2 separate regions of the Homo sapiens genome follow, and region 2 is linked to region 1. A link is a loop called in an ENCODE intact Hi-C map of the cell type or tissue named here. Cell type or tissue: ascending aorta. All regions are shown on one strand. Each heading gives the region's core, and the rest is flanking DNA. Links, peaks and the distances in the headings are about the cores only. Region 1 overlaps SLC2A1 (solute carrier family 2 member 1). Region 2 overlaps ERI3 (ERI1 exoribonuclease family member 3).

Region 1 (2,808 bases), core at 239-2,738:
CATTAAAATAAATAAATAAATTCCTAGCCATACCATCATTCCAAACCTCCTCTTTTCTCCCTCTCCCACCAACTCTTTTGGAAGAGCCGTCTCCACCCTTTCTCATCTGCCTCTCACTCTTCACCCAATCGTAGTGAGGCTTCTATCCACGCTGTGCCACCCAGTCAGCCCGAGTGGCCACAAGGCCACCATCGCCTCTTCTGCATTCAGCAATGTGGAGAGGCTTGCCCAGTTCAACCCCTGGGGTACCCGATGGCCTTCCTCCACTCACTATCCACCAGTGTCTATTACTATGACAGGCACCGTTCTAGGCACTAAGGACACGGCCGTGGACAAACCAGACAAATACCCTGGCCCTTCGATGGCTTACATTATCCCTCTGTCTTGGGAGGGTATCCTCTCCTGGTTTTAGAGATACCAGCTCTTGTTCTTCTACTTAGGGTCTTTTTCTAGCAATGGGTTGTTCTCTGGGGCCTTGATCTTTTACTTTTAATTTTTATTTATTTAATTATAAAATTGAGATGAGGTCTTGATGTGTTGCTCAGGCTGGTCTTGAACTCCTGGGCTCAAGTGATCCACCCACCTCAGCCTCCCAAAGTGCTGGGATTACAGCGTGAGCCACATGCCCGGCCTTAATCTTCATTTCTCTTTTTATTCCACAGTCTCCCTAGAAGATCTTTCTCCACTGTGTGGATACCAGTGACTAATTCTCAACTTTTCTCCAGCCTGGGTCTAAGAAACAGACCCATACATACAGGTGCCTCCTGCACATCTCCAGCTGTGTCACCCCACGCCTCCATTCCTGCACATCCCACGGCCACCTCTCAGCTCCTGGCACACCTGCTCCTTCTTCAAACCACACATCACCCATGCCAGAAACCTAGAAACCATTTTTAAACCCTTCTCTGTTGCCCTCGCACGGAATTGATGACCAAATCCTGTCCATTCTTCCTCTGAGGGTTTGCTTTTATGTCACTAGTCCAACGGCAACTTTCTTGATGGTTTCCCGTCTCTAGTCTCACATTCTTAAGTCCGCCCCTCCATACCAGACGCCTGAGTCATTTCCCTACAATGCAAGTCTGATCACGTCTGCCCTGGGCAGTGGGTCCCTATTGTCCTCATCCTGAAGTCCATGCTCCCTAGCTGGGCCCCCGTGCTGGTGCCCATCCGCCCCTTCTGACTGTGCCGTGCCATACTCACAAGGCCCTTTGTGGTCTGGCTCTTGCCTACCTTACCTTGTTGACCTCCCCAACCTTTCCCCTCCTCCTGTTCACTCTAGTGACACACTAAACTACTCACGCTTTACTGAATGCCAGGCTTTCTGTCTTCTGGGCATTTTGCTTTGAAGGCCCCCTGCTCACCCCAACCCTGTTCTGTTTCTGGAAAACACCTCCTCTGTCCTGGCCTTAGAGTCCTAGTTCTGTCATTAACTCACTATGAGATCACAGTCAAGACATCATTAAATCCAGTAGCTGTCAACCTTGGCTGCACATTCGAATTGGTTGGGAAGCTTTTAATTGAATGCCCAAACAGCATCCCAGACCAATTAAATCAGAATCTGGGGGCGTTCTGGAAACCCCAATGTGCAACCAAGTGGAGAGCTCAACCTCCCTCTGTTTCCTCCCAGCCTGTCTTACAGACTTTCCATCTGTAAGGATTCCCAAAGGGAGCCAGTTCTGAAGCACACACTTTGGCAAGAGCTGTCAAGAGCACTTAGCAAATGCAGGGCTTGGGGCTGGTCCAAGCATGGGCCCACGGTCTCCATGCCCAGCAAACTTGGAAAAGTCCTGTCACCTCCCCTGCAGCTGAGCATGACTCAGCAGGCCAAGCCTTCCTGGTGACTTGCTCCTCAGCATCGGGCGTGGCCCCATAGCCACTGTCTGCCTATTTGGAAGAAGCCCAGCTAACTCTAGACACTACCTGGTTCCCCCAAACAGGACCCTGATCTTTGGGAGTCACTGCACTCACTTTCTAGCCCCATCCGTCTGGACAAGAAATGTGGTCCTGACGTGAGGACTGCCCACTCTCATTTGGTCCTCTCTGGGAAGGTACAGATTTTTAAACGGGCAAGGCAGCTGGTTAGGAAGACAACCTGAGGCCATGGAAACAACAGAGCTTGGCTTCTGACTCCAGCATTCAATAGCTTTGTGACCTTGGGCCTGTCGGCCATTTCATCTGCCTGGGCCTCAGTTTCCGGGTCTACAAAATGGAAATCACCACCCAATCTCATAAACACAAGCAAAATGCCTGGTACAGAGGAAGGGCTCAGTTTCCTTTCCTGTCCCTGCCTCCTACCCCCTACCCCCTTTTCCTCTTCTCTCCTCCTTAATGCAAGTAGGCTGGGCTGGAGGAGATGGTCTAGGTCCCTTCCCATCCTGACATTCAAGTAAACAAGTGAGGACAGATCTAGGATGCACGGCAGGGAGGAGGAAGCCAGCACAGACCTTCACCCCCTGTGGCTCCCTAGGGCAAGACGCCATTTCTGCTTTGACTGCCACAGGGCCTTCAGGGAGAGGACGCGGTTTCAACCTACAAATAAAGGAAGTGTGCTGCCTGTGGATGGGTATGAGTGCAGGCTCAAGGACCACCTGGCAGGCAGGTGTTGGATACCAGCTCTGTCTCTGACTTAGCTGGGTGATATTGGGCGGGTTTCCTCTCTCTGGCCGTTTCCCACACCTGCAGGCTGGGAGTGGTGCCTGCTGCCTCCTGACAGTGCTGCAGTGAGCATCAAGTGAGACAAGCCCATGAAAACCCTCTGCAGCCCCAGAATGCCACGGAAATGCAGCATTATTGTATTGAGCTTTGCTT
Region 2 (2,808 bases), core at 180-2,679, 1.4 Mb after region 1:
AGCAGCTGCTAATAATCCCAAACTACCAGCAGAGCTAAAATCACTAAAGATCTTCAGGAACACCAAATTCTGAGGGCAACATCATAGGTCACAGCAGGCTTGCTCTCCCCTTCAACTGGTCTGTTTCAGCAGCTCCAAGAAACACATAAAAAGAGGCAATTGTTTGTGATTTGCCTGCTGTTTGCTAACCCAGCAGCCATGCCCAGTAGCTTGGGCAAACTCCTTTCAGCGGCCAAAGCTTGAAGACATCTTTTTGCAAAGTCCTGCAAGTCAGTTGCAACCTCATCACACACGAGAAGGGGCAAAGCCTTGCTTCCTAACACACCATAAATAGACTAGAGATGGATGGAGGGCAGGGTATGGTAGCATCATCCCTTTAAGCACCTCTCACATTTGTAGACAGCATCTGATCCCAGAAGAGAGGTACCCAGAACTGTTAAATACTTCCTATACTCCTGGTCCCAAGATGGGGAACTGCTGTAAAAGCAAGGAGTTATATAATCTAGTGTTAAAACACTGGTAATAGACAAACCTAGGTTCAAATCCTGACTCTACTACAAATTATTTGTAATAATAGCTATAATAATAATAATACCTATGTCTTTGGGATTCAATTCAACCGTGCGATGTACAAAAAGTGCTTTGCACAATAGCAAGCGCTCAATAAAAGGGAGCTGTTACTACATGAGAAAGAGAAAAAGCAAACACCCTTTTCTGAAAATCTACTCCAAGCCAGGCATTGTATCGATGATTTACATATTTTATTTAATCCTCCCAAGTATCAAGCAGAATGGGTAAGAATATTCGCATATCACACATGAGGAAACTAAGGGCTCGGAGGTGCTCAGCTCTTTGGGGCCCTGTTCTCTACCACGTGTGATGGCCCACATTTCCCCACATGACTGATTCCCTCCATCCGACAGAGGACCAACAATGCATATCAACTGCAGTTTTTCTTTTGAGGCAAAGTGTAACTTTAACTAAAAGTAACTCAACCTTAAGCAATAATTAAGTCTATCCAAATCATCCTAACTAGTTTTCATATTTTTTTATATTTAAAAAGAAAAATTACAGGCCTGAGCACAAGAGCAGAATTAAAAGAACGGCAGCACAAGGAACTCGAAGTCTCTTCTCAAACAAAATTCCACAGGAGCAAATCTTTCCATCTTACAGAGTGGAAACTGGCAGGAGGCAGGGTTATAACCAATTCTTACTCAAGTACCCAAATGTGACGTTTCCTTTTACAAATTTGTGCTTTGGCAAACGCTGCTCCCTATTTTGGAATGCACTTCCATTTTTTGCCAGACAAATTATGACTCCTTCCTTAAAATCCAGCTCAAATCTCCCCCCTTTTGGTGGCTTTCTCTGACACTCCATCATAAAGCTAATTGTTTAAGTATGATCCAGTGGCACAGTTTATTCCTACTTCATAACTTTTATCTCACTATGTTGTAAGATATTAGGTATGTTTCTTCTACTACCAGTAATTTTCAAAGAGTTAAGGAAGAAGGATAGAAGACAGCAGTATAGGTGAATGTGTGCATGTGTTAAAAAAAAAAAAAGCATATTTGACATAATTCTTTGACTTGCTTGTTAGACTAATGCATTTCAAAATTTCAAATAGCATTAAAGAAGAGCATGAGATTGTTTTGTTGTGTGTGTGTGTGTGTGTGTGTGTGTTTTAATCTAAACTGTGCTAAGTCTCAGAGTTTTTAAAGCCTGAGAAACACTGAGCTAGATCCCTAAGGGTAAGGACCACATTTTATTCCTCTGTATTCCCAGCACCCAGCACAGGACCAGGCACAAAGTAAGCAAGAGTAAATGTTTGCTAAATGAATTAATATGCCCACAGTCATGATGCCAACTGCTCTGGAATTAGAACATGCTAATTAGAACAGAGCAGGGCCTAAGCAGCAAACAAAGCTTCTTCTCTTCCTTTCTTTATCCTTCCTCCTAGCCCACCCCATTCTGTCCTCCCTAGTTAAAAAGAGCGAAAAAGAGTGAAAGAAAGAGTGAGAGACACAGAGAGACAGACAGGGAGAGAGAGAATTGCCTTGGTGCCGGAATACCATTAAAAGGATTAATTTAGGGACCAGTGTTTGGACTGTCACATCCAATCACTACCCACAGATCTACAGCTTCCCAAATCAGGCTCATGCAAAGAGGAATCAATTGCAAGGACACAGAGGGTCTGAACAGGCATACTAATGGCCTCCTGAGGTGCCAGCGGCCAGCTCTGACACTCCCATAAATTATCCGCCTTTTGATTTTACCTGTAGCTGTGGGGCACAAGGCACAATTTTGAACACATCAAAGCAATCCCTGGTAACCCAAGGCTCCTCAAGGAATGTCCCCAAAGAGGAAAGCCTAAAAACAATGATCCAAAAGGGAGTCTGCTTCCCAACAGTTCTGGTTCTAGCAATCATTAATTAAAACCCAACAGAACCAAATGGATAATGTGGGACCCAAATCAAACCTAGTAGATCTGGACACGGCATGCATCAGACTGCAGTTCTGCAATGACTATGCACCTCTCACTCAAGGAAAGTGAAATCACAGCAATAAACTAACACACTTTCATCTGGATGGCAAATCTGCCCTAGCTTTGACAGTACCTCGCAGCAGGACCTCAGGCAACTCATTTAACCTTTCTAGGCCTCAGTTTCTTCATATGGTATCAAGGACAAGAATGCTGACCACCTGACCCACTTCCCAGAGTGCTGGTGAAAAGTAATTTTAAAAAATTTGAGAGGCACTTTACAAAGATGTAAGGCCACAGGGTATCAACACTAATAAATGACCCCAGAC

What was found. A loop is a pair of places that touch in the nucleus more often than their neighbours do. Peaks named below come from ENCODE experiments on the same cell type or tissue, not always from the same donor. Only the 100,000 strongest peaks of a DNase experiment are listed, where the experiment ranks them.
Region 2: it touches region 1 in a loop (10-fold over the local background); 2 of 110 quality-filtered maps call a loop at or near these places.

Annotation. Positions count from the first base shown.
Region 1 is chr1:42,940,114-42,942,921 of GRCh38, forward strand. All of the region lies in intron 2 of SLC2A1 (solute carrier family 2 member 1), which reads right to left. Among named protein-coding and RNA genes, the nearest start is that of SLC2A1, 17 kb to the right of the region's middle. RefSeq lists enhancers at 694-1,202, 814-913, 994-1,143, 2,728-2,808. In ascending aorta, for the core only: no CTCF peak of the experiment used is centred there; DNase peaks (open chromatin) are centred at 1,048 and 1,778; H3K4me3 peaks cover 1,118 bases; H3K27ac peaks cover 2,500 bases.
Region 2 is chr1:44,346,227-44,349,034 of GRCh38, forward strand. The region is part of intron 2 of ERI3 (ERI1 exoribonuclease family member 3); the gene reads right to left. Among named protein-coding and RNA genes, the nearest start is that of ERI3, 7.6 kb to the right of the region's middle. In ascending aorta, for the core only: no CTCF peak of the experiment used is centred there; a DNase peak (open chromatin) is centred at 1,245; H3K27ac peaks cover 2,500 bases.